3 separate regions of the Mus musculus genome follow, and regions 1 and 2 are each linked to region 3. The links are chromatin loops, found by intact Hi-C in ENCODE. Cell type or tissue: left cerebral cortex. All regions are shown on one strand. Links, peaks and the distances in the headings refer to the core of each region. The heading gives the core; the rest is flanking DNA.

The links. Peaks named below come from ENCODE experiments on the same cell type or tissue, not always from the same donor. Only the 100,000 strongest peaks of a DNase experiment are listed, where the experiment ranks them.
Region 1: a loop joins it to region 3, with 2.1 times the contacts of the local background. A loop is called at or near these places in 2 of 42 quality-filtered maps.
Region 2: it touches region 3 in a loop (2.1-fold over the local background); 2 of 42 quality-filtered maps call a loop at or near these places.

Annotation. Positions count from the first base shown.
Region 1 is chr7:50,092,038-50,096,542 of GRCm38, forward strand. The region is part of intron 3 of Nell1 (NEL-like 1); the gene reads left to right. Among named protein-coding and RNA genes, the nearest start is that of Nell1, 120 kb to the left of the region's middle. In left cerebral cortex, for the core only: no CTCF peak of the experiment used is centred there; DNase peaks (open chromatin) are centred at 2,204 and 2,665; H3K27ac peaks cover 810 bases.
Region 2 is chr7:50,240,029-50,244,533 of GRCm38, forward strand. All of the region lies in intron 9 of Nell1 (NEL-like 1), which reads left to right. Among named protein-coding and RNA genes, the nearest start is that of Nell1, 270 kb to the left of the region's middle. In left cerebral cortex, for the core only: a CTCF peak has its summit at 1,878; DNase peaks (open chromatin) are centred at 1,405 and 2,014; H3K27ac peaks cover 571 bases.
Region 3 is chr7:49,973,672-49,978,176 of GRCm38, forward strand. It overlaps Nell1 (NEL-like 1), which reads left to right and starts at 1,679. Exons shown (of 20, transcript NM_001037906.2): 1 at 1,679-1,772. The coding sequence starts at 1,718. In left cerebral cortex, for the core only: CTCF peaks have their summits at 969 and 2,169; DNase peaks (open chromatin) are centred at 588, 1,037, 1,278, 2,078 and 2 more places; H3K4me3 peaks cover 2,409 bases; H3K27ac peaks cover 1,344 bases.

The sequences.
Region 1 (4,505 bases), core at 304-4,303, 120 kb after region 3:
AGCTAAGATGTGATGTCATTCCAGGTGCCTAGCAATGTGGGAGTTGGTCATTCTAGAGTCTGTCAAGTTGACAATATTAACCATCACGGTGGATAAAGAAATTTAATACATAGTATTTATATTATATATACACATACATTATATATGTATATAATAAATATATGTAGTATTATATATATGTACACATATATAGTATGTATGTATAGAGGTGTTGTATATGTAAAGTTGCATATTATGCACATATGTACATATATACATATGCACTGATTTTCTGTGTTCACAGTAGCTAAGATGTGATGTCACCCCAGGTGCCTAGCAACATGGGAGTGAATGTATCAGTGACTTTCTTCATTGTTGTGATGAAATAACTAGAAATAAGCAATTTAAGGGAGGAAGGGCTTATTGTTTATTGTCATTTAAAGTCAAAGGGGCTCATCCATCATGGTAGAGAGGATATGGCATACATATATATATCTCCAGGAAATGAATCTAGTTTGATGTTAGATTACAAGTGAGTGTAACTGGTGGTAAATTAGCAAGCAGCTCTGAGGTTCTAAGAAGTTCTGGGTTAGTTACAATCATCAGCTGTGTTTGGCATTGTTCAGTAAAAGCACCTCTGCTCCAAGGTTGGCTTATAGCACTTTTGTCTCTGATGCATAATGTCAACAGCGTCAGCTCTCCTACTGTCAGCAACTCAACAGTTGACACCATGACTTAGGTACAATGCTGTGGAAGAGTGTGTGTAGTGTTAGGTCAACCTCATTCCATCCTTAGATCTGCCACCAACCAGAGATGGTGTCACAGTTAGTCACTGTGTATCTCTGAACTCTGCTTTCTGTATCCATGAATTATGCATATTTTCTATCTAGTGTCCATAGTCAGATATCTTAGAACAATATATGTGTCTTAGTCAGGGTTTCTATTCCTGGACAAAACATCATGACCAAGAAGCAAGTTGGGGAGGAAAGGGTTTATTCAGTTTACGCTTCCATACTGACTGCTGTTCATCACCAAGGAAGTCAGGACTGGAACTCAAGCAGGTCAGGAAGCAGGAGCTGATGCAGAGGCCATGGAGGGATGTTCCTTACTGGCTTGCTTCCCCTGGCTTGCTCAGCCTGCTCTCTTATAGAACTAAGACTACCAGCCCAGAGATGGCACCACCCACAAGGGAACCTCCCGCCTTGATCACTAATTGAGAAAATGCCTTACAGCTGGATCTCATGGAGGCATTTCCCCAACTGAAGCTCCTTTCTCTGTGATAACTCCAGCCTGTGTCAAGTTGACACAAAACTAGTCAGTACAATGACATACAGTTGGTACTCAATAATTGTTAATTACTATTATTAATGTAACTATTAGGGACAGTATACTTTCCGTTTTCACTCCAGTAGGCATTGTTTGGTTTTATTTTTTGAGATTTTTTTTCAGTCTCTATTTCTATTTTTAGAATGTCTATTGAAATCCGTCATATTTGACATCTGGTCTTTACGTTTTACTTGCAAACACCAGAGGCTAAGGAAAGAATTAGTAGTGAGAAAGCCCTGAGTTATGTTGCTACCATAGTGACCAATATAAGGAGTCATCTTCCTGGCCACTTTTTGAGAATGAATCAAGGGGCTTTCTGTGTCTGCCGTCTGTGCTGAGATGGATGGAGGAGGATCATGTGGTTGTCTTTGGTTCATCTTCCCTAGGAACCTATGATGTAATGAGTTCTGTGCTCACATGACTTCATATTCTTCTTGTGCTCAGATACCCACCAATCTCATGTAGGCTGGAAGACCCTTTTATTTCTTTTTCTTGTTGTAGTTAATGTCTTTCAAAATAATTCTTTTCTTTCCAGTTCATTTCTTGGTCTTTATTTGTGTGTGTTCGTGTGTGTGTGTGTGTGTGTGTGTGTGTGTGTGTATGCAGGTGTGTGTGGTGTATGTACATAGATGTGCACACATGAGGAAGCTGGAGGAAGTATCTTGCTTTATCACTCTCCATCTTATTCTTTGAGACAGGATCTCTTATTGACTCTGGCTCTAGGATGACAGCTAGCAGTCTCCAGCAGCCCTCCCATTGCCATGCCTCACAGTGGTGGCACTACAGGTACATGTCGCCACAGCTGGCTTTTTACATGGATGCTAGGGTTCACACTCAGGGTCTCAGACTTGTATAGCAAATCCTCTGACTACTGAGCTGTCTCCCTAATTCCCACAACTGTTCTTGAGGTTTGTTTTCCCGTAAGCTTGTGTCAGGTGGATCTCACAACCAAAACCCAGGTGAGCTGGTCTACTCAATTGTGAGTAAATCCAGATCCAAGAGAAGGTGCATAGAGCACCCAGCCTTTTCTTATTCAGATGTGGAGTACTAGCGACATCTCCAGTGGGGCATGGCTTCCTAGGCTCTATCGCTGAGGGATATTTATTTATTTATTTATTTATTTATTTATTTATTTATTTTTAGCCTTTTCCTTGGTCTTATTTTAGATTTAGAGGGAAGTTTTAGAAATGTACAGAGCATCCATGTGTCTCCCACACTGAGCCTAACTCCAATAATAACATCTTACGTAACCACTGAAATTGTAAAATCCAGGAAGTTAGCAGGATAACATGATTATTCACCACGCTGTGCAGTTTATTTTAATTTACCTTCCCCACTGAGATCTGTCCTTCACCACTCTAGAATCTCCCCCAGGATCCCACATTACATTTAGTCGCCGCTTCTCATGTTCAGGATGTGACAATCTCTCAGACATTCCTGTCTTTCAGGGCTTGACAGCACCGAAGCATATGGCCAGTTACTTTGCAGAAAAAGCTCATTTTGTTTTTGACATTTTCTTGTGATTAAATCTTTTTTTTTTTTTGGCAAGAATGAAGTGAAGTTGCCTTTCCACTTGTATTGTGTCATAGGACTCGTGGTGTCCATTTAGAGTCTTAGACCGATTATGCATTCTCTCCCTTGGCTAAGGTGGGGGCCACCGTTCTTTACTGAGAAGTTCCTGCCTTTCCTTTGGAATTAGAGGAAACAGTACATTGTAAAGTTCTTTCTAGGCCACTGCTTACTGAGAAGAGCTGCTCCTGCAGCCTGTCTGTGATGAGAGAGGTTCTGATGGGGATTGACAGCTCAGAGACACCCAGATGTGGTTTTACCTTACTGCTTTGCCTTTTAGTCAGAACCTTTACCTTGCCTCCCTCCCTCTTTCCCTCTTCTTCCCCTTTCTCTTTCTTGTAACATCATTTTACTTCTTGGAGGTGAGGGAGGGCATCAGGATTCCTTTCTGTATTGTAAGATTAGGTCTTTTGTGAATGGACATCCATAACACAAAGCACTTGCCTGGTCATCGACATTCTCCTAAGGGTGTAGATAAAGTAGAGCTCTCTCCTAAGGTACACCCTTAGGAGAAAAAGTAGCCCTCATTACAGATGCTTGGAACCAGAAGTGTTTTGGATTTGAGCTTTCTTTTCATTTATATTTCACCAAACCTTATACATATAGTCTGAAGATAATTTCATGTAACATTTTTCAGTGTACTTGCATGAAACTCTGACCTGTCTGTCACATGAGGCCAGGTATAGAATGCAAAAACATCCTTTCACTGTTATTTCACTGTGCAGAGTAGAACACGTCCATTTAAGTATATATTCTACATTGAACGTGCTCCCTCATCGTTTGTGCCCTCTACCTCCCCATCTTGTTATTCCTCTGTTGTTCTTAGACACTGCTCTTCTGTCATCTATGCATGGGTGTGTTCTTGCTTGTGTGTGTGCACATGTGCAAGTGCATGTGTGTGTTTATGTAGGCCGGAAGCTAAGTCTGGCTCTTCTCCTTTATCTCTTTTCATCTTACTTTTTTGAGGGGCATCTCTTATTGAGTCTATAGTTCACTGATTGCTTTCTGGATGCCTGGTAAGCTCCAGGGGTCTTCCTGTCTTTGCTCCATAGCACCAGGGTTATGGGTGCACATCACTGTGGCTGCCTGGCTTTTTCCCTTACCTAAGAGCTGGGAATCCAAACTAAAGTCCTATGTGTTCACAGCAGGCACTAAACCAATTGGACCATGTCTCCAGTCCCCAGTATGATATTTCAATGCATTCATATGATATGTAAAGGTCAAAATTTGTGATATGTCTGTTTCCTTACATTTTATTAGTTCTTTGTATTGAGAACATGCACAAGCCTTTTGACTGGGCATTTAAAAATAGCCCATTAATTGATATGTGCCACAGTAACTTTATTGTACTATAGAGTATTGGGAGTTACTTCTTCTTTGAACCTGCTTTTACCAGGATGATTAGTGTGCAACTTGAATGAAGTACAAGGCACACTTTAAAAGGAGTACTGCCATGGTCACCATGACTCTGTTGCCTAGGTGTCTGGGAAGCTACAGTTGTTTAGGGCCCAAAAAGGTGACCTCCCAATGATGATGGCAGGAAGCCTCTTTAGCCCTTGGGGATGGGATGGTAGTAGGGCACTCTCTCAGAACAGGGCAGGCGTGTTAACCTCAAAGCTTACTGATGTCTT
Region 2 (4,505 bases), core at 304-4,303, 270 kb after region 3:
CTTCCCTTAGCTGGCCTGCCTGGTCAGGCCTCAGTGGGAGAGGATGTGCTTAATCCTGCAGTGAGTTGATGTCCCAGGGTGGGGAGGTACCCAAGGCAGCGGGGTGGGGTGGGGTGGGGTGGGGTGTGTGTTCCTCTTCTCTGAGAAGAAGAGGAGGAGTTAGTGGGGGGGGCGATTTGTGAGGGTGGGACTAGGAGGAGAGGAGGGAGGGGGGCTGTGACCAAGATATAAAGTGAATAAATAAAAAATGAAAAAAAGAATGAAATTAAATATAATGTTATTTTTAAAAACTTAAGTCTTTTGGGTGGTGGGTGGTGGGTGGCACTGTGTGGATGGATGGCTCAGTGGATAAGAGCCCTGGCTGCTCTGCAGAGAACTTGGGTCTGGTTTCCAGCATCCATAGCTCACAACTGCTTATAACCTCAGTTCCAGGGGATCTGATACCCTGTTGCCTTCTTGGACACCTACATGCATGTGGTATACATAAACTTACACAGGTGCACACATACAGGCATATATTTTTTTTAAATGAAGTTTTAAAATAGGGCTATGGAACACTCAGAAAAGTGATTTAAGAAAGGGCACCGTGTTAACCGAGCTGGAGGCAGTGGCCAAGCCTGAGACTTGGACATATTCCATATGAAAATGATGGGCAAGCAGATAGACTGCCTAGGGAGAAAAAGAGAAGGGATGGCTGTGAGTGACAGCTAAAGGACCTGGCCTATAAGCATTGATTTATATGAGTGTCTGTGCGAGTGAGCAGGTGCCAAGTTTTGAAGGAGAGCCCACGGGAGACAAGCAACGCGAAGTACAGAGACAGGGCAAAGGGAAGAAACAGTTTGGTGTGTGCTTGTGTGCATTATGTCTTCTGTTTGGCATCTGTGGGTTGGAGATGCCTTGGTGATACCCAGTTTGATGTGGGTATCTTATTCAGAGAGAGGGAGTTTGTAAGCTCACCAAAGTAATTTACTGAGGATGGTAGGACCCTTGGATGTTTAGTACTTCTGATCTGTAAGGCTCTTTTAGTGTGAAGCAGAGTGCTATGTCAAAGTCACCAAGTGCCCAGGGATGGCTGACATGTGTGAGGGAATGAAGATCTGAATGTGGACAGAGAAACCTCTTGTGCCTTTCTGACAGGGTCAACAGAACTAGCACTTGTCAATTGTTCATTCAGTGTGCACTCAAGTGGCCAGAGTGTCCAGTCCCCAAACTCAAGAAATCAAGGTCACATCCAAAGGCCCAGATGTCGGTGGGTGCAAAAGGAACAATAAACTGTCTCTAAATGCCCAGCATGCTTGTTTCTGACATCACGAGGAAGTGTGTGCTGGAGCTGGGTTTCAATTTCATGGTTGGACACTGTGAAATCCTCTACTTTGCATGTCCCTGGTGTGACATGAAGGGCTCCGGGTATCCATTTGTGTTTCTGCCCACACTGAAAGCTGTAGGGATGAATTCTCCAGTGCCCAGCCAAAGGCAGTAGGGCCTGACTCACCTTGCGCTTGAATTTCCTCATACATCAAAAATAAGTCTTTTGGCTGCAGATTAAGAGGTTTGATAATGAGGACTTGTATTATCCATAAAGAAGGAGATGACAGTGAAGAAAGGGATGCTATCAGAGCAGTGGGGGAGAATATGAATGCAGGGGGACTTTCCAATCCCAAAAGTTGTTGGAGGTTATTTTGTGGACACCTGGCATTCATATCATATGCACTTTCTGTACCTTGACACAGCTGCAACTGGTGGAGACATATAGACCCAGGCTGGTGTCATTCCCCAGGCCCCAAAGCTCCCTATGATGTGATGGCATAAAATTCAGCAGACATTTATTTTTTATAGCAGCCTGGTGGATGCAGGATGTGTCTCTGAGTGTGGCATAAACAGTAGGGCATTTTTATCTCTATATAGGATTTTTTGGATGAGCCTGCCAGAAAAGAAAGGAGCCAGCCGAATGTTTCAAGACAGGGTAGCAAGCGTGTTAATACCATTGTGGAGTGGCAAGGGGCCAAAGGGAAAGAAAAGGAGAATTTCTGCATTACCCAGTCCATGCCAAGAAACAGATGGCAGTGTCGGCGGGAGTGTGTTTAGCAGAACTGTCACTCTGGAACAAGCCACCTCGCCAAGTTGGCAGCTGCTGTCTTTTAGAAGTATGGGAATTTATCACACAGGAATCCCAGGGTCTTGGAGATGGGTCTTCCTGTGTAAGCCAGTGGGGTGAGGGGACCCAGAGTGTCATTAGGAGCAATGAGTCACAGCCACTGATTTATCTAGAACACTGTGGCATAAAAGAGATTTTTTTTAAATTAAAAATAACAAGGAAAGAATCAGTTAGGGAACTGTTTCATCCACTATTTAGGTGTTGTTATTGTTGCTGCATTGCTTTGAAACTGTTGGATGTTTAAAGCTCTATGGAGGAGCAGAAATAACTCCTAGCAGGCCAGGAGATTTGTTGTTGTTTCTTTTACTACTCACTAGAGCTCATTAGATTGAAGTAGAAGTGGTATTTATCATTTCTAGTCAACAATAAGCCCAGAGAGGCACTGAGCTTGAGGTGGGGTTCACAATTATGCCTACACAGTTCTGACTCTCATGGAGGTGACAGTGGGAAAGATGTAAAATTAAGTGTGTAGTTAAGATACAATGTCACATATGCTCTGTGTGTAGATAAGATACAATGTGATATATGCTCTGCTAGGGTGTGGTCCACAGAACAATAGAAACAGCAAGTAGAAGAGTTAATTAGGGTTCAGGCTCAAGATCAACTTCCTGGGGTTGGAGAGATGGCTTTGTCTGTGCATTGCTTGCTTTACAAGTACGGGGACAAGAGCTAGGATCCCCAGAGCCCATGGAAATGTTGGACATAGTGGCATGAACCTGTGAGGTTCATCCATGTCTATATACAGAGACAAGCAGATTCCTGAAGCTTATTGGCTCCCCAGCCTAGCTAAATTGATGATTTTCATGTTTAGTGAAAGACTTTAAAAAAATAAAGGTGAGAGCAAACAGAGGAAAGAGATCTGATATTGATCTTGGGCCTTCCTGTGCACAGGTGTGAGCACCCTCCCACCCTGTACCTATCCACCTAATTATGAATTTACATCATAAATACAATACAGACAGACAGACAGACAGCAGGCAGGCAGGCAGGCAGGCAGACAGACAGACAGACAGACAGACACACACACACACACACACACACACACACACTTCTTTTTTTTTCAGTTTCCAATTTAGTTTATTCATAAATATTTAATGTGTTGAATATACAATTACAAATTTACAGACACTTATTATTTTTTAAACAACTATAAACTGTAAACTTGTACAGATTTGTTTTGAATTTAATATAATTTGTTTGAAAGACCTAATATTAGCTACTAAAACTCTTTTTTTTTCCATTTTTATTAGGTATTTAGCTCATTTACATTTCCAATGCTATACCAAAAGTCCCCCATACCCACCCACCCCCACTCCCCTACCCACCCACTCCCCTTTTTTGGCCCTGGCGTTCCCCTGTACTGGGGCATATAAAGTTTGTGTGTCCAATGGGCCTCTCTTTCCAGTGATGGCCGCCTAGGCCATCTTTTGATACATATGCAGCTAGAGTCAAGAGCTCCGGGGTACTGGTTAGTTCATAATGTTGTTCCACCTATAGGGTTGCAGATCCCTTTAGCTTCTTGGGTACTTTCTCTAGCTCCTTCATTGGGGGCCACGTGATCCATCCAATAGCCGACTGTGAGCATCCACTTCTATGTTTGCTAGGCCCAGGCATACTCTGACAAGAGACAGCTATATCAGGGTCCTTTCAGCATAATCTTGCTAGTGTATGCAATGGTGTCAGCATTTGGAAGCTGATTATGGGATGGATCCCCGGATATGGCAGTCTCTACATGGTCCATCTTTTTATCTCAGCTCCAAACTTTGTCTCTGTACCTCCTTCCAAGGGTGTTTTGTTCCCACTTCTAAGGAGGGGCATAGTGTCCACACTTCAGTCTTCACTTTTCTTGAGTTTCATGTGTTTAGGAAATTGTATCTTATATCTTGGATATCCTAGGTTTTGGGCTAATATCCACTTATCAGTGAGTACATATTGTGACACACACACTTCTTAAGAGAAGATAGGACATCATTAAAATAGATCTAGGTCTGTCTACCTGTCTATGTGTCTATCTATCTATCTATCTATCTATCTATCTATCTATCTATCTATCTATCTATTGAGAGAGTGAATATGGATGGCTATATATGGGTGTGGTGGAGACAGATTGGGGCATATATGTTTGAGAGTGTTGAAATGGGTAGGTATATAGGCGAGGAGGGAGGAAATGGATGAGTTTATATGTTGAAAGATGCAAATGGATGGATAAATACCTTGGAAGGCTGAAAACTGATATAGAAGTTGGGAGGGTAGAAATGTATGGCTATATATGTTATAAGGGTGGAAACAGATGGGTATATGTTAGAACTATGAAAAAGGATGGGTATACGTTAAAAAATAGAAGTGGATG
Region 3 (4,505 bases), core at 224-4,223:
GGCACACACACACACACACACACACACACACACACACACTCTTAAAAGCTGGAGAGTTAAGCCTTGACATCCACTCTGTAATGGCCCAGTTCAGCTGCATTGCAGTGGGTACTTCTCAGGCTGATTTATCTTTCATGATTTCTTTCTTCACCTGCCGGGGAAGGTACGAACGGGGAGCAAATGGGCAAGGGGGTGTATACAGAATGTCCTGAAAAATAGGATCAAGGTCAGAGGACCATGTAGGTTAAGACCTTTCCTCTTCATAAACTGTGCAACTAAATTGGTGACCCCCCACTGGACTCCTGGGGTCAAAGGTATGTGAAGTAAAGGCCCTGGGAGCACAGAGGATGGGCAAATGCCAGAGAGAAACCCTGGAAAGAAAGCAGAGCTCTTTTGTTGAACTCTTTCCCCCCCCCCCCCTCTGGGATCTGGGAGGTTGTTATGAGTTTAAGTATCTCAGAGTAGTATTGGATGTTGGGGGAAGCTGGAGCCATAGATGGAGCCACAGGACAAGCTGGGGTGCGGGAGGCTTCGAGTCACATGGCATGAACATGTAAGCTGGAGGTACTGACCTTTCAGGTTCTGTGACTGCATCATCTCTAGATAGACTGAAGCACACAGTACAGGGACCCTAGCGGGGCGGCCCCAGTAGCAGAGGGTACACTAGACAGGAGAGACTCCTCTGCTTGTCCACTGGTCGCCAGCAAAGCCCAGCTTTTCTCTCTACAGAATGGTGTTCCAGTAGGGGTTTCCAAAGAAAGGAGAGAGAGAGAGAGAGAGAGAGAGAGAGAGAGAGAGAGAGAGAGAGAGAGAGAGACCGAGACCTAAACAGCGGGTTTTGGAGAAAACCATCCAGAAAGTCACACAACAGCCAAAAAAAAAAAAAAAAAAAAAAAAAAAAGGTTTAGAAGGTTTAGAACTTCCCCTATGTGGCAGCATTTGGCCTGTAGAACGAAGCTAGCAAACACTTCTTAAATTCGAGCCATAGATTGCTCTAAGCTCAGGGACTCCCACCTCAACACCCTCAACCAGCACTCTTAAAAGCTAGTATCCAGTCACAAGAGCCTTTGGCTGGGACTAGACAGCAAGTACAGGTGGCGGTTGGGGACTCAGGCATCATCCGTCCCCTGCCCCCTCCTCCGCCCCCACCTGCTCCTCCCCACCCACTTGCTGGAGCGAATCGGTAGTAGTTATTTCCCAAGGAGGTGCTGGGAGCACTTCTCGACACCGCCTAGGTCTGGTTCCCCTAGGGAACAAAACCCACGCACGCAGGCTGGGCGGCTTCGGACCCGGCCTGGATGAACTGTTGCAACTTGGGCAGCCCGCAGCGCGGCGCAGTGGCAGAGGCGGGGGCGTGAAGCCGTGAGGCGCGGGTAGCCGGGATCCTTGCATCTCCGGAGTCCAGGAGGCGAGCGGAATCCGCACAGACTCCCAGGGCAACCTGCGGGAGTGGCGGAGCCCCGCGCTCCCGCCCTAGCTCAGGGGGAGCGCAGCTGCAGCAGGGTTTAGGGCCCCAGCCCCGTGCCACCGCCACCCGCGGTGGAGGGTGGGCTGGGGGCGGGGCAGTCGGGGTTGCTTTCCCGGGCGCCGCCGAGCCACCTCCCCTGCCGCCCGCTAGTAAGTTTGGCCGCTTCGAGCCCACAGAGCCGCGGCTTTCTGAAGCATTGGTTTCTTGCTGGCGTTGGTGCGCCCTGCTTGGCGGGGGGCCTCCGGAGCGATGCCGATGGATGTGATTTTAGTTTTGTGGTTCTGTGTGTGCACCGCCAGGACAGGTAAGCAAGGCTGGGCATTAAGCGGGATTTGGGGGAAGGTGGTGGTGATGATAGTGCTGCTCCCGACTGCTGTAACCCGGGATTACTCTGTCTAGGAGAGACTCGGAACCTATCTCTGACGGGCTAGAGAAGGGCAGCAGAGTGCTTGGGTTCTGATTGCCCAGCACAGCTCGGGGTAAAAGCGCTAGAAAAGATGCCCGGGCGAGTGTTCTCTTCCCCGGGGACGCAGCAGCGGGCATTCAGTATGCGGGGTGCGGCCGGGTGGTCGCAGCCTTGTGTGGCTAGCAAGCAGCTTCCCGGTTCTAAGGAGTCAGAACCCGCTGCAGCGTGGCCAGAGATCCTACATCCTTGAACTTGCAGGGTGCGGTGGCCAAGGGTGTCCCCGAGCCGCGGGAGTTCCACCCGCAGAGGGAGCGCGTGCGGCAGGCAGGCGCGGCCAGAGCCGGGGGAGCCAGACGGCGCACGGGAGAGGGCTGCGAGGAAAGGGGGGACCCGCGAGCTCTTCCGTGGTTCCCACATGGCTCCCAGAGGGAACTCCAGGAGTGGTCTCCTGTCAGCTCCCTGCCCAAACAACTAAGCGAACAATTATTAGGAGGTAAATTGGACCAGTGGAGACGACAGAAGATTTTCTCAACCTCTAAACCGTGTTCCTCCTGCTGTCATCCAAGATTGTGGGGTGGGACCCGGGGCCAAGGAAACTGGCCTGATGACCAAGTCCCTATAGAATCTGCCTGCTGGAGGTGCGGTTGTGATGACCCTGAGGCGCACTCCACTCTTTCCTCTTCCACGGGGTTCCCTGACTCCGGGTCCCTGGGGTTCAAGAATGTAGCCTACTTCACCAAGCTTGCAGTAGTTGTCAGGAGGCAGGGGCGGGGTTAGGAAGGGTAGGAAGCAGATCAACAAGGCAGACAGGGGAAGAGATAGTTCTTGGTAGCCAGACATCAGATTCATTGCCCACAGACTTCGGATCCCTAGAATGGACGCATAGGCATTCCCTGTCCCCATGTCGGCGGCCCTCCAGTACCTTCATTCCCCACTCTAGAGGTTCAGTCTCCTTCCCAAGCCAGACAGCTGGTTTACGTTTAGAGGACTGAGGAACACACCCCTTCTTTAGTCGACTTAAAAAGTTCCCATCCCTTATGCCCCAGACTCCCCACTTTGGCAGGCAGTTAGGGGTCTGTGAGCTTCTAGCCTCCCCTCCCTTACTTCCCAGGACCGAAGTGGACTAAGGTTTTCCTTTGCCTAATCCCAGTGAGACGGGGAAACCTTTCTCTAGGGACAAAAGAACCTGAGTGTCTTTCCGGAACTCCCTTCGCAGCCAATAGACCCAAGGCTAAGTGGCGCTTACTACAGTTGCTCCTTGCAATTAGAACTAGTTCCAGGAAGATGAGGACATGGCCTACTAGTGCTGGGCTACCGGTGGGGAGGAGGAGAGTGTTGCTGGGGACATCCTACAGGGAAAGGGAAGATAGGGAGAAGACAGATGGCGAAGGAGCAGCCTGATGACCATTCCATATCATTCCAGATTAGGACCCAAGTGCTTACATCCTTTGTTTTCATTACTCTTTTGAAGAGTTGCCAAAAACTGCTCATGAGCTTCAGGCTGAGTTTCCACTATACTTCAGTTTCTGACGTGAGGTCTTCCCCCCTCCCTACAATCCTAGCTCCCTTTTACATCTTGAACAGTGGGTGGCTTATTAGGTGCCACACACACACACACACACACACACACACACACACAGAGAGAGAGAGAGAGAGAGAGAGAGAGAGAGAGAGAGAGAGCGCACGGGAGAGAGAGACAGACAGACAGAGACACACACACACACACACACACACACACACACACACACACAGAGAGAGAGAGCGCACAGGAGAGAGAGAGAGAGACAGACAGAGACAGACAGACAGAGAGAGAGAGAGAGAGAGCGAGCACGGGAGAGAGAGACAGAGACAGAGACACACACAGAGAGAGACAGAGACACAGAGAGAGAGACAGAGACACAGAGAGAGAGACAGAGCTGACTGGAGAACTTAGAGCTTTGCTGAGAATCTTGGTAGAAACCAGAAAGCATTCTTGTTACACTGTGTGATGTGGGGGAGAGGTGGGCTGTGAGAAATTGGGGTCATGGGAGTGAAGTTCTGGTTACATGGTAGAGAGGATGATCACCTACCTGTAAGGCTTTGCCCAGGCAGTGAGTTGTGTGAGTTGTGCCTTGATGGCTCTGGAGGAATAAAGTGGAATGTAGTCAGGCCCCCCAAAAAACCCTGGACAAAGACAGAATGGATCTAAGATGTAGCTCCCCAACCTGTCCCTAAGCTTGGTACAAGGCCAATCCTTGTGCTTCCTGGTAGCAATTACTTGATTGCCTGAGGCTGCATATTTTTCATACATAAATTGTTGGAAGAATTAAAGAAATGGAAGAAATTATGCCTTGTGGGTTTGCAGTTTCTTGTAGCTGGAGAGAGCATTGTGTTCGGTTTCTGGAAGCAGCCCCTTTGGTTTTGCCCAGGAAGCCCCATCTCCATCCCTTACATCCATCTTTGGGTTTAGAAGGAGGCCGGCTGGAGATTACTGTATCAGGATCCAAACAGCTGCTTAGAGAGTTTATTTGTCAAGTGAGACAATTGTTGTCTGGGACATTACCAGTCCTAGATGAAGTAAACATGTGGCCCACTTAGCTACTCAGATATCACCAGCTTTTAATGGAAATGAATAGATGCTATCAGGCACAT